Linked DNA regions of Homo sapiens: all the other regions are linked to region 1. The links are chromatin loops, found by intact Hi-C in ENCODE. Cell type or tissue: adrenal gland. All regions are shown on one strand. Each heading gives the region's core, and the rest is flanking DNA. Links, peaks and the distances in the headings are about the cores only.

Region 1 (4,701 bases), core at 335-4,334:
TCAGGAAGCCACAAGCCCCTCCAGAGGCACCGAGTCGGGGAGACCCAAGCCCCAAACACCAAGGCCATGGAGTAGGAAAGTGACAGCGTGGGTCTTGCCCTCATTCTCATCAAAGGGCAGCCCTGGGCTTTCATACAGAATAATAAACGCTGCTGCCAATCGTCCAGCTCAGTCCTATGGCCAGAAAAGTTTCTTCTAAAGAAATGTCTTCAAGAATGATTCTTATCATGACACATACAATGTGAACTACAAAAAAAAAGAAAAAAAAATCTGAATGACAAGAAAATGCCAGGACTAGAGCAACATGGAACTGAATGGTATTATAAAATTTTGATAAATTATACCCCAAGATGTTTATTCTACTTTTTCTGGATGACTGAGTACACGTTTTCATTTTAAGTGATAATCTACTAACATAAACAACTTGCGAAAGTATGTTATCTGTGTTAACAGAAAATTACATAAATATCTTAGTACTCTGGACACGATATTTTATTTTTGAGACAAGGTCTTGCTCTGTCACCCGGGCTGGAGTGCACTGGTGCAATCACAGCTCACTGCAGCCTCAACCTCCCAGGTTCAAGCCCTCCTCCCACCTCAACCTCCTGAGTAGCTGGCTCTACAGGCGTGTGCTACCATGCTTGGCTACTTTTTTAAAAACTTTTTGTAGAGATGGGTCTCACTCTGTTGCCAGGCTGTTCTGAAATTCCTGGGCTCAAGTGATCCTCCCTGGCATCTCCAAGTGCTAGGATTACAGACATGAGCCACTGCGCCCCCAGCCTTGGAAGCTGTATTTTGATGTCCGAACAAAAACAGTCCCAAATTAAATATAGAATTTCTGACTAGACAAATTATTCGTGTTACTTTTTAAATCAGTGAGTACAGAATCAACAACTTAAAGGTTAATCAAATACCTCTAGCTTCCATGACAGCTTTCGGTTAAACAGCAGTTTATCCGGCATAAAACATAATCAGGTTCCAGAAACCTGGAATTTACTAACTGCTTCCTATTGACTCAACCATAAAGAAGCGTCGCTCAGGTTTGGTTTTTCTGTTGTGAATCAAATGCTGAAGTGAATCGAATTCAAGTTGGCTTTCACGGCTACTCTACACCTTACACACCTTCCTTCGTCCCCAGATCCTAACAGCCAACCAAAACACATCCACTGGAGAAAATACAATCAATATATTCTTTTATTATTTTTTAAAACATGGCAAACCATACTTTAATCAGAGAGCAATGAAGATTTCCACTTACAAATTTATCCAAGTTGGCAAAAAATAATTAGCTAACACGAATCTTTCCTTGTATGACGCAGCTGTCTGAAGCAGATGCCAGCTAGCACAAAGGCCGTACATGAAGTCTTATCAAGAATGGTGGCGGGGACTGTCGGGAAGAAGGTGCTGACGCCGCTGGTAGATGTTAGAATGAAAATAAGGAAGCTTAGAGTAAGGAGGAGAGCAGGAAAGCCAGGCCCATAACACTAGTTATGAAGGAATGGGGGCCTTTCTGAAGGAATGGGGGCCTGGAATCTTCCAACAGGAGTCACAAAGAATACAATTAAACCACTTGTGTGTTTTCTCCTACACAAAGTGTTTTAAGAGGCATAGGAGGGAGTAAGTCTCAGGAAGAGAAATAACACTGTACACTTCTCCGACTTAAAGCCAACTAATATACACACAAACTAGCTAGCACCTGCATGGCTTTCTACAACTTTTTCTATTGCGATGCATAAATGTCCAAAAACACAGAATCCAAATTCCGTGTCTTTTACAAAGAAACTGTAATGAGTCTTTAAAAAAAAAAATCAGGATCACTTATTAGTAGAGTCTTCAGATTTAAAATCAGGCATGTGTCTGACTTACGGAACAAAGGCCATTTCATAACACAAGCGGTCTCTGTCCTCCGTGACAGAGGAAGGCGGATTTCCCCGAGGCATCCTGGCAGCCCGCGCAATGCATGGAAGCTACCACTAGATGGCACCTGCGCCCAAGCTATAGCCCGACTCCCTCCTGGTGCTGGTGCTACGCGTGTGGTCCCCGTACATGGAAGAGCCATCCACTTTTCAACAACAGGCATTTATCTGCAAAAGACTTACACCAAGAGCTTGCCTTAAAAGATCATCAGGACAAATGCAAAATGCACATGTCTTATGAAGCACAGCACTGTCAGTATAGCAATGCATCCTTTTGATCTGCATCTTACATTTCAGTTTGCACCTTCAACAATATTTTCAGAGGCTAAAAATGCAGAGGGCTTTAAATTAATAATATATTTGCATTTTGGCATAGACGGAATTAAGCAAACTATGTCCATGAACATTACATGTGGGGGATTATATATATAGTCAGCATATCCAACTTCAAAAATGTCCAACCTTGCAAAAACTTACTCAAATGTAATGAGTTAGCAATTGACTTAAAGTATGTTAGTCATTTAGTAACTGACTTGAAAATGCTCTCCATGCTGGCTTCAAGGCAGCTCATCTCAGCGAAAGCCTGGGTGCGTTCTAAGCGCTAGAGAGGAGGTTCAGGAAAACAGCACCTAAGTTGTCTTCTGTCACCTCTAGACTCGAGGTCCACAGGTCTGACTTCTAGCCCCAGGGCCCCCCTGATACTGTATAAGTCGGGAAACACTCTCATCCCTTGAACATAGCTCTGGGTGACATCGTCCATTCAATACCGGTCCCAGGTGGTCACCACCTGCAGGAGGAGACCCAGCCACCAGCCCTCACCATGTTTCTGCTTGGAACCAGCAATAATCACTTAAGATTGTGAGTGACATGTGGATGAAATGGAAACTGCTAAGATACCTGGCTCTTTGGCCTAGTTTGGTCTCCCAGTGGGGTGGTTTCAAGGGTAAGGATGTGCCTCTCCCACCGTGGGATGAGCAGACCATCACCGCAGAGCAATCAGCCCTGCCCAAGGGCAGCAGCCCTTCTGAAAGTGGCCCTTCCTGCACACGCCCCCACTTTAGCAAACTCAGGCAGGAGGGTGTGAAAGGGCTGGAAATTCAGAGTGAGCAACTGGAAGGGGAGACAGATGGAGGGACAATTTCCCAAGAGGCCGACTTGGGGCAGAAGCCAGAGAGGGAAAAAGACAACCCCCAGGTCTGAGCCTAGGCCAGAGATGAACACAGGAGCAGGCGAGGCTCACGGTGTTCACGACACAATTTTCTAAGTCCTTTCACAGAGGTTTATGTTACAATTATTGTCATTCTTTGGGTACTGTGATGTGTGTCTTCTGGTAAGACGGACTGAATAATTTGAGAAACAGCTATTTCTGAGCACTTGGTAGGATTTGCTACCTAAACGCCCAGAAAGTTAAAACTTCATTATTTTAGGACACTAAATAAACAAATAAACATCCCAGCTTTCCCCATTAGACATTCTTACTCTTATCGTTCTGATGAATTCACAACCTGGCTGGTACTGACCCCGTACTTGGTTGAGTGTGGATTATAAAGCTATAAGCAGAGAGGGGTGACCAAATGGAATCAAACTACGTAGGCACGGCCTGTCTGGTTAGGAAGCTTGTCCACACAGAAAGCCAGGCAAAACTAAAGCATGTTATGGTTACACATATATAAACAAATGTGAAACATGTAGGTTTTCTACAGCTCCCACATGCAGAGTTCAAACTATTATGTAATATAAATATTGAGTCTCAGAAGTTCCAGTCCACCATGGATACCTAAGGAAAAGATCTGACATTTTACTTAAAAATTTCAGCAACTCTCCCCAAATCACAACACTATATTGTTCCTGAAATATCTCAGGCAGGCTTCCTTAATCACACTGTAAGTTGTAACAAAAGGGTTGTAATTATAGTGTCCATTAAAATGATGTAAACACAATATATATATATATACATTTCTCCTTCAGACTTCATTCCTTCGTTTTCCTCTTCTCTCCTATTTTTAAAAAGAGGAAATAACTGTATTTTCCTTTCCTGTACATCTTAACCCATTTATGCCTAGTGTTCCATTATTGGAACGCTAAGCTCATGGGAGTTATTTATATCCTACTGCTCAAGGTTGTCACCAAGGTCTGATTTTTCACTAAAAAAAGAAATTTGCAACCTCCGGCATAAATGGGTTAAGTTTTGTTCTTATAGTTCACCTTCAATTTATCTTTTTTTTTTTTTTTTTTGTGAACCAAAAAAAAGAATTTCAAGCCCCAATTGAACAATGCCTCAGACAAATCTCTGGAAAGCCCTAATTACTGCATTTATCTTCTCAACCACTCAGTCATATTTCTATTTTGAGAAGGAGTTACAAAATAATATCTCTGCAACTGTTTCGCAGGAGCTCGTTGACCAAGCTGGAGCCCTGGATCTATGAATTCAAAATTTTGAAAGCTAAGTAAGCTGTTTTCCATCAAGTACTACATCAAAAAGCTGGTCACAAGAGGCCAAGCCTAAGTCCGTCCCTCTCCGCCCACGGGCTTCTCCGAGGCCATCTCCGAAACGCCCTGCAGCTGCTGGCAGAGCCCGCATGGGCCCCTATGTGGCCCCTGGACAGACCGACGGCACTCCTGGGGCAAGGTGAGCCCGGAGCACAACCGGCCTCCCAGTCAGTTCCTTCCCGGGGCTCTCAGAGCCAACCACACCCCCGCGCCGCATCTCTCCACCACCAACCACACCCCCGCGCTCCATCTCTCCACCAACCACACCCCCGCGCCGCACCCCTCCACCACCAAC
Region 2 (4,701 bases), core at 497-4,496, 290 kb after region 1:
CAGTGTCATCACCGGCAGGTGCCATCGACAGTCTGATGAGAAACAGCTGACAATTTTGATTCAGAATCTGAAAGTGGCTCACTGGTGTTATCAATACACACAGGATCGCTTTCATTTTAAAGTCACAAACAGAGAGTCAGTGCAGCTACAGGATTAGAGCTGACTGGCTGAGTGCTTTGTCATCTGAATTATCAGGACCTGGAGAGCAGGGGAGGCTCCCAGTGGGTGTGGATCTCAGCGCTGGCTGCCCTTTCTCCCCATTTTCACCTGTTTCGCCATTGCTCTCAGTTGCCACCCTGGCTCTAAGAAGCGGGGTCGAGAAAGAGCCACTGAGGAAACTGAAGAGGCCACGAGTCGATTCTGTGCCCAGCTCAGACTGTGGCTGATGCGCAGAGGCACGTGGGCTCTTGGAGGGTGGGGATGAGCTGGGCAGCCCCACGGCTCCTCCTGGCAGGGCCCCCATGCTGCGCGTCTGTGGGCTCTTGGAGGGTGGGGATGAGCTGGGCAGCCGCACGGCTCCTCCTGGCAGATCCCCCATGCTGCGCGTCTGTGGGTTCCACGGCAGCCAGTTCCAGGCACAGGGCATTCTTGGTGCACTTGTCAGGTGATTGACTCCGTGCAGCGATCTCCACGGGTCCTTTTGAGGATGATGCCGAGAATCTCTGTTTTACTCCTGGGAACACAGCAGCTGCCAAGGTTGGACATCACTCTTCCTAACACCTGGGAGATAGATAAGGAGTGCTTTAAATGAAGCTTCAAATGTTTCTAGTGGTTCAAGAGGGGCCCTGAATGTGTGGATCCTCCAAGCTCCCCTTCTCTCTGCACTTGGCTGTGTTGTCATTCACAGCCCAGCAACTCACCTTACAGAGGTTAGGAGGGAGAGGAGGCTACACATCTGCGTATTAATTCATAGAAAGCCTTGACCCCATCAGTGCCAAGTCCCAGCATGTTGTTGAACCACTTACATCAAGACAAGGCATTTGTGCTGCATCAACTCAGCAGTGATTGGCAGAGTCCTGTATTCATCATTCCTCCCGGTGTCGTCCTTTTAAAAATAATCTACAGGTGAGCAAATCATGAAAGTGTGCCAAACTGGTAGGCTTTTCTTTTTCTTTTTTATTATTTATTTATTTATTTATTTATTTTGAGATGGAGTATCGCTCTGTCGCCCAGGCTGGAGTGCAGTGGCACAATCTTGGCTCACTGCAACCTCTGCCTCCCGGGTTCAAGCAGTTCTTCTGCCTCAGCCTCCCGAGTAGCTGGGACTACAGGTGCCCACCACCATGCCCAGCTAATTTTTTTCGTGTGTGTGTATTTTTAGTAGAGACGGGATTTCACTGTGCTAGTCAGGATGGTCTCAATCTCCTGACCTCATGATCCGCCTGCCTCGGCCTCCCAAAGTGCTGGGATTACAGGCGTGAGCCACCGCACCCGGCCAGCTTTTCTTTTTCTATGAGTTTGTGGTTTTCTGCCAGGACATCCCATCAGTTTGGAATAAATGAACACATCCCTTAGCCCTGCATTTACAGACCCCACCCCCATCACTCAAGTCCCCATATCCCCTCTCCAGATCTGTATCCACAAAGCACCACGCTGAGATCGCCTGACTGCGCTGCCTTTGACCTTCCAGGCATCAGCGTTCCCAGGAAGGGAGTGGCTCCAGGCCCCTGTGGGAGAGTTGCAAAAGGTGGCGCACACTTGGTTTTCCAGGGTTAGACCCCCTGTATGAGTCTGAGAGCCCGACAAGCCCAACTATGGCTTTGAAATTCATCATGGGGTCATTTTCTGTATTTAAAATAAAACTGGAGAAAATGAGATTTCAATCCCATTTTGAAAATGTTTGTGCCGAGACAGCAAACAGCAAAATGGAGCTTTCTTGCCAGCGAAGAAGAGCACACCTGCATCACCTTTAAGGAGAAACGGGCACAGCCGTGCCCTTGCTCTCTGGGAGTCCCCATGCAGACTGGTGGAGGTGCTTGGAGCACCTGTCAGAGGGCTGGTGTCCAAGAGCCAGGGGGGTCCCTACCCAGCTCCACTCACCCCCACCACCCGCAACAGACAAACTGCGTGAGGCTTGGTTTCTCTGCCTGTGAATGGGGACCACTCCAGGGACACAGTCCTCATCCACACTGCCCGCCGGCACCCAGGCTCAAGGTGCTGGGGAATGTGTGGCCCTTCCTTCCCTCTGCCCCCGCAGGTGTGGCCACCAGTGCTGCACAGGCCTCTCAGCCATCCCGCTGTTGTCCTTTTGCTTTTAGTTTTGGAATCTGGTCCTTGGGGTTGCTGGGTTTTGTTTTGCTTTTGGGATGTCAAGCAAGCATTGGCTATGATCTCCAGAGTTCAGATGGTCCCCTAAGATGGATGCAATCCCTAAAAATAAGGTGATGATCCCTACACATATTTATGACCATTTTAAGGACTCACACGTGGTTCTCTGGGCAGACTCTGTGCTGCACCCTGGCCTGTCAGAAGTGCCTTTTCAGCAGGCGACTATCATCCTGCATGTCCTGCCCCTCGACCGGTCACCCAGCAATGCTCTGTTGTCAAAAAAAAAAGACGAAGATTAATCAAAGTGTTGCCTTCTTCCTACTTTTCTTTTTTCTTTTTCTTTCTTTCTTTCATTTATTTTTTTTTTTGAGAGAGGGTGTTGCTCTGCACCCAGGCTGGAGCCTCGAGTGATCTTCCCACCTCAGCCTTCCAGTAGCTGGGACCACAGGCGCACACCGCCGCAGCCGGTTAATTGTATTTTTTTGTAGAGACAGGGTCTTGCTCTATTACCAAGGCTGGTCTCAAACGCCTGGCCTCAGGCGATCCTCCTGCCCCAGCCTCCCAAAGTGCTGGGATTCCACGCGTGAGCCACTGCACCCGGCCCTTCCTACTTTTCCACGGCTGGCCCCAGGGGTGAGCACGCTGTTGCTCTGTGTACCTTTAAAGACTGTTTTCCAAAAAGTGGCTGCCATCTCCTGGGAGCCCGTGAAATTGCACGATCTGGAGTCAGCCAAGCCTTTAGTAACCGATTGTTTTGTTTCTTCCTCTTCAAAATGTGCAGGTTATTCCAGGGCCATGTATCAATTTTGTAGGTCAGAGTGACCCAGATCCAATCCTTACAGCACCAAGGCAACAATATCAGGGCCCTGGGTCCCTCCCTTGGCCTACAAATAAGAGTAATAAAGGAATTGACGTCAACAGATCTTTGTCATGATAAGTTACTGTGTTACAGGGATGCAAATTTCACAGCTACAGATCCTGTCAAAGTTGCTTCTAAGCCCAAGCTCTGGGTGTTGCAACTATGGTTTCATTATCCTAAAAAAAAAAAAAAAAAAGGAAATACTTAAAGATACTTTTAAAACTTGGTTTAGGTCGAATGCCTTAAAAAACAGCTTTCCTTTCAGGCCCCAAAGCTTGAGATTCTAAGCTGGAGAGTCAGCAAAGAGTGCCCAGAGACTTGGTTCTCCCGGAACCTCCGCCCCCTCTCCCACCCAGTGAGGGCCATCAGGTGAGAATGATTCATTTCTCACTTGAATAGACCCTTTAAATAAAGATGAGTCATTTTTCTGAGAATAAGTCCTTGACATCAAATTGTACAATCTGTTGCCTTTCTAAACACCTCAGTTTAAGGGAAGCAGAATGACTTCAATATCAGGGTTTGTAACAGGCACACAGAAGGGGCAGGGGGTGGGGCCTGGGGGAGGACTGAAGACCCTTTGGTGAGTTTCAGGAGGTAAATAATGACTTACCAGAACGACAGCATGGCTGCCTTCCCTGTGAAAAGCCAGTGTTGAAACATGAGTGTTTGTTCATCTGCAGCCTTGGGCTGTGGTGTCTGCAGTGTTTAATAAGTCATTTTTAATTAGCTTCCATCCACCGTGGTGCGTGGCTGGCTGTCTTCGCACAGCTCTCCGGGGCTGTCTCCAGGAGGCCCTATTTTATTGGCCATTGATGCCATGTCTGCTCAGAGATACAATCAGAAAATATGATTGGTGTTCCCGCATGACACACAGGAGGAGGCACGGATGGCATTACACAAACGGCCCAACAGGCCGGGCGCGGTGGCTCACGCCTGTAATCCCAGCACTTTGGGAGGCCATGGGGGGCGGAAGACCTGAGCCTGGGCAATATAGCAAAACACCGTCTCTATAAAAAATACAAAAATTAGCCAGGTGTGGGGATGTGTGCCTGTAGTCTCAGCTGCTTGGGAGGCTAAGGTGGGAGGATCACCTGAGCCCGGGAGATTGAGGCTGCAGTGAGCCAAGATCATGCCACTGCACTCTAGCCTGGGCAACAGAGCAAGACCCTGTCTCAAAAAAAAGCAGCCCAGCAGGTGACAGGGTGAGCATGGTGGGATTTATCATGAGCAGTACCCTGACCTGTCCGAGGGCACAGCATACCATTATCTAAATGACCAAGGTCCGGAAACTCTTTCGTTCCTGACTTTTCAGTGGTTAGAAGGTGCCAGAGACCAGCTACCTAAGAAGGGAACTGGCCAATTCCCAGGAGGAAAATACTGCCTGCCACTGCACTCAATTGGGGCAGCCATGGCTGAACAAAGCAGGAAGGAGCTGATGGGCGTGAAAAAGGACTGGACTGGAAGTGAGGACCCCAGCTGTCCAGCACATTTCTCAGGGAAGACTCACATGGCACAGCCCAATGCTGGTGTTCTTGTCAAGTGAAGAGTGGGAGTGTCCCGCAGCCCCGGGAGAA
Region 3 (4,701 bases), core at 502-4,501, 81 kb after region 1:
AAACTTGTTTATATTGAGAGGTTGGCAAAACTAAAATGCAGCAAATTATGAAAAAAAAGGTTTAAGGTTTAATATACAATACAAATAACATCTACCTAAATGAATTATATCACAATTATCTCTTTTCTAAAATAAACAATTTTTTAATCTACAAAAAATAGGAATAACAAATCCCTTACAGTTTATAGGCTGAATGTAAAATTATTATTAGATGACATAGAGAATATATATACATTCATGATCCAAAACTTCAAAAGCAGAAAAACTTTTTCTAGCAAAGCAGAAAAATGAGTGCATTTCAAACACACTTTCAGTACACTCTCAGTTCTGTATCAAAGTTTATTAAAATGCTTACATTTGCAGCTTTTCACTTAAGAGATCCACTGTGGGGCTGGGCATGGTGGCTCAGACCTGTAATCCCGGCACTGTAAGAGGCCGAAACAGGCAGATCCCTTGAGGTCAGGAGTTCAAGACCAGCCTGGCCAACATGGCAAAACCCCATCTCCACTAAAAATACAAAAATTAGCTGGGCATGGTTGTGTGCGCCTGTAATCCCAGCTACTCGGGAGACTGAGGCACAAGAATCATTTGAACCTGGGAGGCGAAGGTTGCAGTGAGCCGAGATCATGCCACTGCACTCCAGCCTGGGTGACAAGAGTGAGATTCTGTCCAAAAAAAAAAAAGATCCACTGGGGAAGAGAAAACCTTTTTGTTCCTTCTCAGAACAGACCTGGAACAATCATCATCAGGATACCTCAGTCTGTCCACCAAGTCCATTGGTGCGATCTTAAGAGTCACATGACTTCGGGATGTTTGAATAAAAGGGGCCTTGACTTGGACCTACAGGGCAGGTAAAATGGTCAACAGTCGTTCCAGCTCTTGCTGCTAAAGAACAGAACGTCCCTGTGAACACGGGCCACATTCTCTCAGCAAACCACAACAGAAATTGTTCGGGAAAAGAATAAACTCAATCCATCATGATTTCCTTCTGTTTTCTGAAATTCTCCCGGCAAGTCAGTCTGCATCTGCAATTCTGCCTGCTCTGTGAGTGATCCTTTGCACAGGGTTCCAGCTCCCCATTGTCCAAAGGTGTCCCTGGGGCACGGTCCTCTCCTAACCCCTGGGGCAGGCTGGCTTCCCCTTTCATCCCACAGATGGAGGGAAGACGCACAGGCGTTCGTAACGGGCCAGAAGTCACACCACATGTGGAACTAGATTCACAGCCACACCAAGATTCCTTCCTGCAGACCCACAATGCTGAAGCTAATAAATCTGAGTTATCAAATGCTGCACCAGTGGAGACCTGGGTGCAGGGAACATGGGAAATACCAATACAGGGGCCCTCTGTTGCAAGAGTGTGCAGAGGGGCAGACATTGGCAGGGTCAGGCCCTTGGCCTCCTGGCTGCCCTGTGGTCTCCCGAAGAGACGCCTCCCCTCCACACCCAGGACCCTGACACTTCACCACTGTGGCACTTGGGACAGGGCCTGAGGTTATTAAAAAAGAGCCCTTTCCCCTTAAACTGCTGGGATCCCCCAGAGACAGTTTTAAAGCAATGTACCTTCCCCCTTAGTGTCCTGGTTTGAAAACAAATAGCAGAAATCAGAAACAGAGGAACCTGCCTGGAGATTTCTAACTCAACCCTGGCACCAGGCGGCGGTTTGTGGCGGGGCGCCCCTAGAGCTATGCCATCCTATAAGGCTGCCAAGTGGGGCTGGCCCAAACTGGGATGGGCTGGGAAGGTAAAATGCACATGGGGCACTGAAGATTTTGTGTAAAAAAAAAAAAAAAAAAAAAAAGAACAAAAAAAAACTTAGTAGTAATTCTTGTCATCTACACGTTTAACATTTTGGATTTTGGATATACTGGATTAAATAAAACTATCATTAACATTAATTTTACGTGTTTCCTTTTACCTCTCGATGTGATCACTAGAAAACGTAAAGTGATAGACATAGCGTGCATGGTACTTCTCTTGGGCAAAACTGCCCTTGAATGCTGGGTTAGCGAACTACAGGCCCGCGGGCCAAACTCTTCCCACCACCTGTTTTTGTACAGCCAGTGAGCTAAGGCTGGTTTTTACATATATATACACACACACATATACACATACACACACACACACACACACACACACACACATATATTTTTTTTTTTGAGACGGAGTCTTGCTCTGTCGCCCAGACTGGAGTGCAGTGGTGTGATCTCAGCTCACTACAACCTCCATCTCCCGGATTGAAGCAATTCTCCTGCCTCAGTCTCCCAAGTAGCTGGGATTACAGGCACCCGCCACCACGCTCAGTTAATTTTGTATTTTTAGTAGAGATGGGGTTTTGCCATGTTGGCCAGGCTGGTCTCAAACTCCTGACCTCAAGTGATCCGCCCACCTCGGCCTCCCAAAATGCTGGGATTACAGGTGTGGGCCACCGCACCCGGCTGGTTTTTACATTTTAAAATGGTTGGGATTAAAAACAAAATCAAAAGAAGAGTATTTTGTGACATGTGAATGGCATGGAACTCAAATGTCAAGTGCCCATGAAGTCCATCTCTTCCCTGCCAGGCTGCCTCGGGCTGCTCTCAAGCTGTGAGGCAGGTCTATCAAATACTATCTGGTCCTTTAGGGAAAACGTTTGCTGACCCCTGCCCTGGAGTTTTGCAAATACAGACCCAGGTTTCTGAGCTGAGGAGGGTGTGGCTCAAGCCCCCTCTGGGCTTCATGGGAACTGCACAGGAGCTGACCTAGGATCCAAGGCCACTGAGCCTGGTCAGAGGCAGGACGGGACCAAGTCCCACCAGCTCACTGGGATGGCTACAGCTGACCCAGAAATTTTTTTGGCATCAAATTCTCTTCAGATCACTCTCTTAAGTTTCTCATTTGTGATGGATGACTCAAAATTGTTGCTTATTTTCAGAACAGAGCAGGCCCATAGACAGGCTGGGGACCCCAAAGAGGCAGACAGCCTGTCCCAACCCCCTCTTGGATGATGCTTCAGAAACCCCAGCCATCTAGAAAGAGGAAGGGTGGAGGGACACTGGTCTCCCATAGTGTCATCTCTAAAGCTACATAATCCCAAATGGCTCGGACCAAAATGAAATGAACTCCACACAGGGTAACAAGCATGACCAGGGTCGGACACTCAAGGGAATGGCCCAAAAGGTGAGCTGCTTAATAACCTGGCTGTGGGACTTTGATGAAGTTACTCACCTGTGCAGGCCTCAGTGTCCTCTCGGGTAAAAGGGGATGGGAATTACTGCCTGTTTCCTAAGACCTGTGCATATTAAATAACACATATAAAGAACTCGGAATAATGCTCTGTTCATAGTAGGCACTTGATCAATGTTTGTTGAAAGAAAATGAGTACTGGTGGGCTATTTATTTAGGGAACTAGTTATTGAGGCATTTGCCCAATCTGATTCAAGTTCATAAGTCATTAGTAATGAAAATAAAATTTCTATTAATTTAATGGGAAACAGTAATGTTGATAACTTACATCTTACTGTCATAGTAATTCAAAAAGTAGCTCTCAATACCTTTTATTTTGTTTTTATGCCCTTGGCTTTTTGTATCAAAGTAGCTACAAGGAACTACTTTCCAAAAGCTACAATAGCTTTTGCCTTAAGAATGTTATTGAAGGCACTGTCTATGTAAGAATATACAGCCTGTATTAAAACAACCAGTATTAAAGTCAACGTTTAGAAGTTGACTTTAGCGCTAATGCTAAAAGAAGCTTTTCCTTCATGGGAGAACTGATGCCTTTTTTTCCTGAGAGTCAGTGCAACACATCAACGGCCATGTTTTGCTTTTTGTTTTAGGTGCCAGAAAGCTCACATCCTAAGTTTTGGTTCACATCTACCAACGGGAGGGAATCCTAAGACGTACATATGTGATCCAGCTTTTCCCTTCATCGCGACCTATTATTCCATTGCCCGTTCTTTATTTTTGTTTGTATTTTACTGTAGATGGTCCCCAACTTAGGAAAGTTTGACTTACACTTTTTCAACTTTACCAGGTGAGGAAGCCACAGGCAGTCAGCAGAAAGCAGTGAGCTGCTCCCTCCACAGGCCCGGCAGCGGCAGCCCCGCGATCTCCAGGGTGGACGTCGGTACTTCATGGCAACCTGCACTGCCAGGTGCTCCTGCCCAACTGTCGGCTAACATTTACCCATTCCAAGCGCACTTAAGGTAGGTGAGGCTATGTTACCATGTTCAGTAGACTGAAGGGTATTAAACGCATTTCCGACTTAAAAGTATCTTCAACTTAGGATGGGTTTCTGGGAAGGCAGCCCTGTCGTAAATTAGAGAGTATCTGTCTGTATCAAACGTGTGACCTTACGTGCACACTTCATTCTCTCATGCAATGAAATAGGCAGAAACAAGCAAACTATTATTACCAACATACAAATAGTGAGATTTCAATGACCAGATACTCAAACGAGCCTGCAAAAATCCTCACACCACGGCCTACAGGATGAAGTCCATAAATGACTACACTGATTAAATAAGTCTTTGCATTTCTTCATTTATATTGGTCCTATTTTGAGAAATGTCTAGAAAGGTAGCAAAATCACCTAGTATATAGGTTCGGGTAAATAATGAAGAGTACTCAGTACTATCTTCTTAAGAAAAGAAAAAAAATTCTGAATTTACTAATTTTTTTCCTCTTAAGAAAAGAAATCTAGGGTGTTGGCTACGTTTGCTCATG
Region 4 (4,701 bases), core at 481-4,480, 310 kb after region 1:
CAGGCTGGAGGAGGAGGAGGAGGATGTATATAACATTTTAGTAAAGAACACTGTGGACTCACTCAATAAGTCACACTGTCAGCTCCTGCCCATTAAGGGGGAGAGGGACCTGTTTTCCCTATTCCTCATGGGCGAGAAATTTGAGCTGAAACTCGTCTTGCAGAAATCTCGGTCTCCCTTTTAAGGCATTGTTTTCAATGTAAGATGGCAAAGGCAAATCCAGTAAAAGGTTGTGGCTAATACCGGACATTTACGGCCCTGAGAACAGTGAAATGCAGACGGTGGCGGTGGGGATGTGCTTGAGGCAAGGCTTAGCAAAGGGTTAAAGTATAGGCAAATTCGGAGGAAAGTGGAAATGCCCAGGAGAAATTTCACTTTAGAAAAAAATCACAAATCCATTCCCTCTTTCGACCCCTCACTCCAGCAGTGCCTCACACGAGTGCCTGACTCCAGATCATCCTTCTCTGAGGCGCCTGTCCCTGACATGTCTCCAGGAGCCAACTGCAGCCCAACAGCCACACAGGTGGGCCTGACGCGCTCTGCTCAGGAAGCGGCTGTGAACCCGCTGCCTTCCTAACACAAGTGTTAGTTCTCTCAGGGTGCCGTGGCCTTAACAGCAAGAGCCACAGCGTCTGTGCTCCCAACTGCCAGGGACTCTGGCTTCCGGGAGGTGGCCTGAGAACCAGCTCAGACAGCAGGGATGGGCCGGGCCTGGCCCTCTGCTCGGGGCCACCCAGGCCTCAGGAGCCTCCTGTTTTACAACTGTCATACCCGGGATCCAAATCCCTTTCCCCTGCCGGCGCGGATCAAAGAAGGGCTCTCACCCCCACCACACTCTCCGCATCCCCACAGGCCTCCCACTGCCCCATCCAACCGTGGCTGCTCCCGAGGCTGCAGGCAGGGTTAGGCCGCCTGTGGGCGACCACCCCGAGGCCTGTCCTCAGCTGCTGCGGGAGCCCCCTGCAAGGCTGGGTCATCACTGTCTACGCAGATCTCGCGTGGGCCCTTTTCCTGGCCTAGCACCCCCAACACACTAAGAAGGGCGGGCAGCATCCTGTTGGTCTGGACTCTGGCGAGGCTGCTCCGGGAAGCCGCAGGAACGTTCTGTGAAACAAAGGCTGACGACTCGGGACTCCCATAAGAGATAGAGCTTGGTTTCCACGTGCCACGCCTACCTGCCATGCCCCGCAGTGTCACGTGGCTTAGAGAGCGGTCGTCACGTGACCCGGAAGTGATGGTCACGTGAAGGGGAAATGGCTGTCTCTGCCCAGGTACCCTCCTAGATCCACGGAGTCCACACTGAGGCCTTGGCGCCCAGGCCATTGCCAGGGCCTTGTTACACCAAGTTTAGGAAAACCGGATTCCGGGGTCACAGCTGCAGAGGAGGGGGTGGCGGAGGTCTCACAGGCCTCACCTCTGCACCTCCCCTGGGGCGGGATGAAGCAATCTGGGGTAACCCGGAGCAAGAGTCTGTAAAGAACCCCAAGGCCTGGGGTGGACTCCAGGCCCAGGTGCTTGCTGGGCCAGGTGCCCGAGCCTCTCAAGGCCCCCAGCCCTCACACCTGTGGGGCCTCGACCACTCCGAGCAGCTGGGGCCTCGGGGCCAGTCCCTGAGTTAAAAATAACCCAGCTAGGCTAGAAGCAAGGAAAGACAAGCGTGCTAGAAACTTCTCCCCTGCCAGGTCAAACAGGGAGGACATCCAGGGAACTTTCTAACTCTAACTTGGGTATAAAACCAGCTTTAGAAGTTGCTGTAAGTTAAGAATTCCTTCAGATAAAATTTTACCTGGGACTTGGTTTACCCTTTAAAAAATCTTTAAAGGAGGAGAGAATAGTTGACATTTCTGAATCCCTGAGACTAGCGAGCATGTGGCTAACGTCACGTTATTGAACAGAAAGGGCGGCGGGGATTTTTGTAGAGGCATTTCCAAGGACAGCGGACGGGCCCTGCGGGCTTAGGGCCCGGCGGCAGAAGAAAGAGGAATCAGTTAGAAATATTCGAGATTTTCCACTTAAAGCTTTGGGTAGAGGCCAATATTGTTGACATTTAAACATCCAGATGAGCCGTCTTTGGGTCAGGAACAAGGAGCTGTCTGGTTCCACATCCCTGGAGGTAGCCTGAGCGCTCAGCAGGCCTGAGTCAGGTCCGCCTCCTGCTACTGACGACTCACGTGATTGAGAATAAACGGCTTAGCCGTCTGAGCTGAGCCTCCTCCTCAATCTGTTGTGCAGTCTATACCCGCGTGTATAGACTCCGGGCCCTTCTTCCCCACGGCAGGATCTAGCAAGGCGCTTCTTTCCGGTGCAGCGCGGAGCCTGTGACTTATGCTCCGCTGCCATCTGGTGGCCCTACGCTCGAATTACAGCTCCAGGGTTTATTAGGTTTTTTAAATTATTATTGTTTTGAGGGATGAGGGAAAACCCTTTTAAAAGTTGAACACGTGAGCCTGAAAAAGTTAAGAAAAGTCAAAACACATGACAGGGGAAGGGAAATAGGTGAGGAGCAGGCAGGATATGGAATGTGGACAATTTCCAGGGTCTTTGTAGAACTGCATGTTTACTTCTTTGAAAGATTTTGAATTCCTAGAGTATTAGGCCCACCTAAAATGAAAGAACCACACGTATGCCAAACACACAGAATACCAATTATTTGTATTATCTAACATTTGGGATTGTCTACTTTACTCTTTTTTTCTCCATTCGAATGTCAAGTTGCTTTCAAGGAACCCTTTTAATGATGTCTAAACTGAAATTGAGACAACTGCTGCTGACTGGATTCGACACTTAACCCCCGGCCCTTGCCCTGGACAAGACCCAAGGGACCCTGGCTTTGAGTAGAACCCGCAAAGAATATAATACTGGCCCCTCCAGAAAATAATCCTCCACACCTCTGTCCAGCATGTTGGCGTATCCTCATCACGAGCGAGTTCTGCACTTGTGACTGATTTGCCTTTTTGGCAAAAAGAGATGGAAGTTGAGCTCCCTAGCGAGAGCAAGCGCTCATCATTTGCAATACAGTGTGGGGTACAGTGTGGGGTACTAGAGGGAGGTGGTGCCAAGCTGCAGGGCGCCAACAGGTGAGTGCCAGCAGGTGAACATACCCTGAAGGAAACCCACCAGGCGGGGCTACCTGAGGGCCTGTGTCCTGGGCAGGGTGACCAGGTGGCCGTCCCACCTGGTTTGAGAGTGTGTGCATCAGGGCCACCACCTGCTCTCTTGCTCCTCTCTTCTGAACATCATTAAAACAAGTTCAAAAATGTTCATCTCCAGCCATGACCCCAGGGCCACTGACAGATGCCTGCTCTTGGCAGGGGAGCGGCTCTGGGCAGCCTGCAGGGCCTGTCCTGGCCAGCAGGAAACGACACCAAACAACCATTTCCTGGGTGATTTCAGGCAGACCCAGGACTCCTTTGATCATCCAGAATCAGGACTCTGAGGACTTATTGAAGGCCTCAGGCTCTCCAGAGGGCCCCACTTGTCAGAGTCATTTCACTCCCCAAAATGTTGGCCAATTCCTGATGCTAGCAGCCTAGCTGGGTGGGGTGGGGCAGGTGCGGCCATGGGAAATCCAGACTGTTGGCCTTTTAAGTTGGGAGTTAGCAAGAGTTGCTTCTTGTAACTGGCTCAGTGTAAGTAAGGCCTCTGCATTAGATTTATAGGCTCTGCCTATCCCGACAGTTCCCCAAACATCCCAGCCCTCCGCAGCCCAGGAGAGTTCATCGAGATCATCTTTCTGTCTCAGGTCAGTGCCCTGGGAAGGGCAGCAGACTGACTTTTCTCGTCCTGCCCGTGGCTCCATGGCTGGCACACAGGACGTGCTCTGTGAGGTTGCCTCTTGACTCTCCTCCTCTTGACATTTGCTGGCCCTAAAAAATGATGAAGGTTTTTCTCATTCTAAAACTCAATCCTTCTGAGTTGGCTTGGCCTTCAGTGGATTAGAGATTAGGATCTGGAGCCCCCGAAACCTTGAGCCAAAACCTCGTTCTAGCTACCAGCTGTGGGTACCTGGGCAAGTAACCTGCCCTTTCTGGGCTGAACTTTCCTTAGATGTAAATGAAGGCAATAATAGCATTGAACAGGGTTATTGGAAGCACTAAATTGGGACACTGTGTGTAAAGGTTAAGTGCTTAGCCGAGGCTGAGACCAGCAAACACTGGAGCCTCTGGGTGTCTGTGCTCACTGCCTTTCCTGCTCTGCGCGTGGGGAAGATGCCCTGCACCTGGCGCTCACCTGTGCCTTAGGCCCAGGACGCACAGTGATTCACCACGCTGCAGAGCCGGCCGTACCCTTCAGTGAGTGACCCCTGCCCTTCAGGGCCCTGCTCTCCCTCAGCTTATACTTTAACACTTCAGACTTTTTGAAGCCTTTGGCCTTAGGCTTTGCTGAGCCAGGTTAGGGGAGGAGAAGGCAGAGGCGAAGAAAGGGGACTAATTGCATATCTTTTTTTTTGGAGACGGAGTCTCGCTCTGTCGCCCAGGCTGGAGTGCAGTGGCGCAATCTCGGCTCACTGCAAGCTCCGCCTCCTGGGTTCACGCCATTCTCCTGCCTCAACCTCCCCAGCAGCTGGGACTACAGGTGCCCGCCACCACGCCCGGCTAATTTTTTTGTATTTTTAGTAGAGACGGGGTTTCACCGTGTTAGCCAGGATGGCCTCGATCGCCTGGCCTCGTGATCTGCCCGCCTCGGCCTCCCAAAGTGCTG
Region 5 (4,701 bases), core at 331-4,330, 220 kb after region 1:
ACGTGGGTCATTTGGTCCTATAATCTTTGAAAAAGCAATTATGTATAACGGCAGAAGGTTTCAGCTGGATGTCAGATTATACGGATCTAAGAGTCAGTAGGAGGCCAGAAGAGTGGGAACTATTCTTTTCAATGTGATGGTGGGAAGCGAAAACAGAGGGCTCTTTTTTTGTTTCTTGGTTGGTTTGTTTACTAAGGCATGGAGAGGTGAGCTTGTGTTGTGGGAATAAGAGAAGGGATTCGTGGGAGGAGATTGAAAATGCAATCTAGAGAGGGTCATGGGTGGAGAGGGGTGCAGAAAGATGGGGGTCAGCTTGACTCTTGTGGTTTCCCTGAACTCTGCCTCATTCTAGAGATAACTGGGGTGAACTGGTGTCTCAGTGGGACTGTGGAATCCACAGGTGCAGAATGAGGTGCTTGTCCAGCTGAGGTGGGTCTTCCTGGAGTTGGAAGCATGGATGTACAGGAAGCCCTGTCACCAAGGCTGGCAATTCCACCTGAGGATCAACTCGAGAAGTGGCCATCAGAAACCTGTGACGATGAACCCGTGGCTCTCCTTTTGCCTGCTGCACCCCAAGTGTGGGGACTGTACTTGGCACACAATAGGCATTTAATGCACATTGAATGGATGAAGTCTGAATGTGGTTGCTCAGAGTTGGTGATTACCGAAGTCAGAATGGAGGGAGGTCAAGGGGCTGTGTCTTGAGGGAAGAAGGAAGAACCTCGTGGCAATGGCTGAACTGGGAATCCAGAGGTAAACTGATCCAGCATGGGGGAGGGAGGCTTAGGGTCTGGAGATGATTTAATAAGAGTAGCAGGGCCCGAGAGGGAGGCAGCAGGAATGTGGCTGGAGGAGCCTCCAGGAGCCCTCTGCCAGGGTCGTGAGAACCCATGGGCTGGGGCCAGGGAGATGAGAGGTGGAGGCTGGGACCATGGTGTCCTCTTCTTAATCAAAAGCTGATGCATTTTGTTTCCTCTTGAAGGTCTCAGAGTCCCCACAAATCCCTGCCTTGTTCACAACAGTTGGGGCTTTGTGCTTCTCTCTGAAATAAAACTTTTATCTTAAAAAAAGAAAAGAGAATGTATCCAATATAGTATATCATAATCACAGTATTGGGAACTTTCCCAACCCTGGTGGGAAGGAGGAGGAAGTCGTGGGTTCACTGGGGCACAGGAAAAAAATGCCAGAGATGTCCACCCCTAATTTTTTTCCTCTCCTCTTCTGGGTTTCTGTTGTAATGGATTGAAAATACACAGGAGATGTAATGCAAAACTTGGCTTTGATTTTTTTTTCCCACCTAACTCTTTAAAGGTTTGGAAAGATTTGATTACATGGCAGGGAAAGTAAAAATGTGGATGAGATATCCTGACGCTCAGGCCACATGACCAGGTGATAAGGCGTTCAGAGACTGCCAGCGGCAGCTGCTGGCTCAGGTGCGGCCTGTGTGGGAGGACTCGTGTCTCGGTGGTTACAGAGAAGCTGGCTTCCACGGTGTGAACCCGACTGAATCACAGGCCGCTTTTTTGTTCTCCCTCGGCCTTGGAGGGCCTGGGACGTTCCTGTTGCCCAACATCCTGGTGAGCTGAGAACATTCTGTAGATTAATTAGGTTCTCTCCTCTGGCTCAGCAGGTCTGTTCTAGCCATTTGACCAAAGGCTCTCTGATATTTTCTACCAGCCTTAGAACGACAGTCTGCAGATGTGTGCACATAAATGTCTGGGAGGAGCACACAGATACTGTGGGAGGAGTGGGTCCGGCGTAGCTATTGGGAGATCTCGCTCGTACACATGGCGCTACATAGAAAGAATGCCCTGAGGTGAAGGTGACAGCTCGGCAGTTTCTTAATACCCTGAACTTGAGCGTGGCCTGCGCTAGAGAAAATACACGGTGCTTCTTAAAAACAAAAGCCAGCAGCCTGCAAGAGGGCTGTGCCTGCGAGTTCCTGGGAGCAGGAGGGGGCTGTTCCTCCGCCCCTGGCTCCAGTTTCACCCAAGTCACTTCACAGCAGTTGGAAGGAGGTCACCAATTGTTGAGTGTAGGCGGGGGGCGGGGAGGGAGAGGAAGAGGGATGAAAAGGGAAGGCCCGGGTCAGCTGGGAGAGGAGCTCGCGGGCTTTCCGGCGGGCTGGCCTGAAGTGGAAGGGCCCAGGGCTGCCTGCCACCCTCAGATGCCACGCAGGTGTTGGGAGGGCACCCGTCTGTGGGCTCAGGGACGTGTTCCCACCGACAGGCACAGAACGGAAAGCACCTTGGGGGAGACGCCCTTCTCCCCATCTCAGGAGGGAGGCCGGGCCTGCAGACCTCCAGCCCTTCCCCAGCGCTCGCTGTGAGCTCCCCCCCCCCACCCGCCCCCCACGTGCTGGGGAGCAGGTCCGTTTCCCCACCAGTTTGCCTCTGGTCTTTGTGTTTGCTCTGAGGCCAGGCGCGCCCCCTGCTGCAGGCCTGGGCTCCTGTGTGGAGTTCTCCTTTCAGATGTTGCTAAAATGTCTTGAAAGGCTGCGGCCACACCAACAGACGTCGTCCGGCCTTCTTCACACGCAACGAAGCGCCCAGGTGGAAATGCATGTACCCGCGGCAGCTTCTCGGCAGCGGGCTTCCTGGGACGGAAGACACAGGCTCGCCCGAGGGAGACGGAAGCAGGGGATCTGCTAGAACTCAGCTCGCCTCCTCCTTTCTCAGCAGGGCAGAGAATCATGGGCTTGTGCTGACGAAAGCTCCAGAAAATGGACTCATTTAACCTTTCCAAAGATATTATCCAAGCTGCAAAATCTTGGCAATCTGAAGACCTTTTAAGTCGATATACCAAAGAGCTTTAGTCAGGATTGAATGCAAAATGCCAAAATTTCACTTTTAAAATCATCGTAACATCTAAATACAACCTAAGCACACTTGTAAACTGATGCCGAACAGGCACTTGGAGAGCCCTCCCTGCACCCCTTCCTCGCCCCCTCCTTTGTGCAAATGCTGTTTGCCCAGAACTTCAGCCACTGAAAATCCTGGGAACTTTCTCTTCCTGGCTGCCAACCTAGCAGTTTGGACTCACAGACGAGATTTTTAAATCACTGAGGGATTTAAGCCTCTCTGTGTCACAGAAAAGCGAACACCCTCCCAGTTGAAGGTGGCCCCAAAGATGCGGGCCTGGGACCCAGGACTTCTGCAGGAGAGTGGACGCCTGGGTGCCCCCCGCCTTGCCCTGCACATGGTAGGTGCTCAATAATTACACAATAAATATTCACACAAAGCAGTGATTCTGCCGAAGAGATCCACTGCAATGCACCTGGCTTCCTAGAAGCAATAAATGAAAAGCTTTTCTATTTTTTTAAGAAAAGAAAAGATTAATGAAGCCCTGACGTAGAGGCAGAGAGCTCAACAGAATCCAGTGACTCAAGGCGTGCGCAGAAGCAATTTGCTTCTGAAACTCTAAACACCGTTCTTTAGTACTTCCTGACACTCCTCAGCAGCAAGCAAATAAATATTTACATGTGGAAGGAGACTGTCCTTTGAAATGTAGGTTGTTCCATTCAGAAGAGAAATACGGCAAGGTGCCACTACTTTAGTGGCAACACGCGTTATTATTTATGTTTTCCAGTTTGAAAATCGTGCACTTTCTATCAGGACCCTTAAATGGTAAACACTGATTCCCACGTGAAGCGAATTAGTCCAGCAGCCACCCCCCCCTTGGTGGTTCAGGGACAACAGCATAAGCTTTGACAAATCACCCTTTGTTTTATGCTTTGATTACCTGGTGAGCTAAAAACAATGATAGTAAAAGCCTGGACCTGCCATGTATTCAGTCTGCATTTGTTACTCTCCCCTTTCTTCCATTTATGAGTTTGTTCCCAAAAGATTTTTTTAAAAAAATTCTGACTTGAGTAACTTTTCCTCTGATCTGATCTGTTGTCAAATTAGTGGGTGGCAGGAGAAAGCCAGTCACATGATATCATCGTTTCCTATTCAAACAGACGGCTTTTTTTTTTTCAGTAAAAATACTCGACTGCAAGACTATGAGTGTGCAGATAATTCTGCTGCTTACTCCGATTGGAGGTGTCTCCAGGGAGTTTCCAAGCACAGGAAGCATTCCTGCTCTGAGGTTTCGGAAGAACACTTTCAGCAGGATTTTGGGTCACTGAAATGAAAGTGAACTATGCTCTGTACAAATGTATCATGTTTAATTCAGGAGAAATTCATGCATTTCTTTGTTCTATAAATATTTACTGGCAGCTCGTTTTGTATAGGAGGCTGCCACCTCCCAAAAGCCCCCTGCTCCTCGAGTGGGTTGAGCCTGAAACCCCACATCCACAGACGTGCCCAGCGGCCTTGGGTGCTCAACACAGGCTCGTTCAGGTACGACCAGATAACGGGGCATACCTGGTCCCAGAGTTCAAGGGCTTGTCTTATTTTATTTTAAACATCAGACTCTAACTGCTTGTTTAATCTAAATGTTAGCAATCAACCTACAGCCACCTGAAATATGTGAGTGGTGTTTAACAGATGATAAAGATCATATATTACTTGCATGGAAAGAATGTAGAAATATAGGTGTCCCTTTTAGTCTTTAGTGTGTCCCCATAATCAATGTCCCCAGCTCATTAATGAAAAGGTCCCCTCCTCCTCCCCCATCGCTGCCCTCATTCCTATAATGTAAACAGCCACCAATGGCTCCTATTTCTTTGTTCAAACAAACAATAGCCTTATAACGAAG

What was found. A loop is a pair of places that touch in the nucleus more often than their neighbours do. Peaks named below come from ENCODE experiments on the same cell type or tissue, not always from the same donor. Only the 100,000 strongest peaks of a DNase experiment are listed, where the experiment ranks them.
Region 2: a loop joins it to region 1, with 5 times the contacts of the local background. A loop is called at or near these places in 86 of 110 quality-filtered maps.
Region 3: it touches region 1 in a loop (2.5-fold over the local background); 36 of 110 quality-filtered maps call a loop at or near these places.
Region 4: it touches region 1 in a loop (5-fold over the local background); 100 of 110 quality-filtered maps call a loop at or near these places.
Region 5: a loop joins it to region 1, with 2.6 times the contacts of the local background. A loop is called at or near these places in 73 of 110 quality-filtered maps.

The regions. Positions count from the first base shown.
Region 1 is chr18:76,397,116-76,401,816 of GRCh38, forward strand. All of the region lies in intron 3 of ZNF516 (zinc finger protein 516), which reads right to left. Among named protein-coding and RNA genes, the nearest start is that of ZNF516-AS1, 92 kb to the right of the region's middle. In adrenal gland, for the core only: a CTCF peak has its summit at 1,982 (motif pointing right); a DNase peak (open chromatin) is centred at 1,966; H3K27ac peaks cover 656 bases.
Region 2 is chr18:76,683,943-76,688,643 of GRCh38, forward strand. It overlaps LOC105372212 (a long non-coding RNA gene), which reads right to left and starts at 3,481. Exons shown (of 3, transcript XR_935657.4): 1 at 2,927-3,481; 2 at 2,425-2,537; 3 at 1-720. RefSeq lists enhancers at 2,526-3,482, 3,494-4,470. In adrenal gland, for the core only: a CTCF peak has its summit at 2,964 (motif pointing left); DNase peaks (open chromatin) are centred at 2,975, 3,814 and 4,463; H3K27ac peaks cover 1,567 bases.
Region 3 is chr18:76,478,385-76,483,085 of GRCh38, forward strand. All of the region lies in intron 1 of ZNF516 (zinc finger protein 516), which reads right to left. Among named protein-coding and RNA genes, the nearest start is that of ZNF516-AS1, 11 kb to the right of the region's middle. RefSeq lists enhancers at 787-1,358, 1,359-1,929. In adrenal gland, for the core only: a CTCF peak has its summit at 2,743; no DNase peak of the experiment used is centred there; H3K27ac peaks cover 1,060 bases.
Region 4 is chr18:76,707,635-76,712,335 of GRCh38, forward strand. No RefSeq gene overlaps it. Among named protein-coding and RNA genes, the nearest start is that of LINC01879, 20 kb to the left of the region's middle. In adrenal gland, for the core only: a CTCF peak has its summit at 2,341 (motif pointing left); a DNase peak (open chromatin) is centred at 2,207.
Region 5 is chr18:76,617,994-76,622,694 of GRCh38, forward strand. It overlaps LINC00683 (long intergenic non-protein coding RNA 683), which reads left to right and starts at 1,784. Exons shown (of 2, transcript NR_120419.1): 1 at 1,784-3,201. In adrenal gland, for the core only: a CTCF peak has its summit at 2,435 (motif pointing left); DNase peaks (open chromatin) are centred at 1,568, 2,038 and 2,168; H3K4me3 peaks cover 2,485 bases; H3K27ac peaks cover 3,917 bases.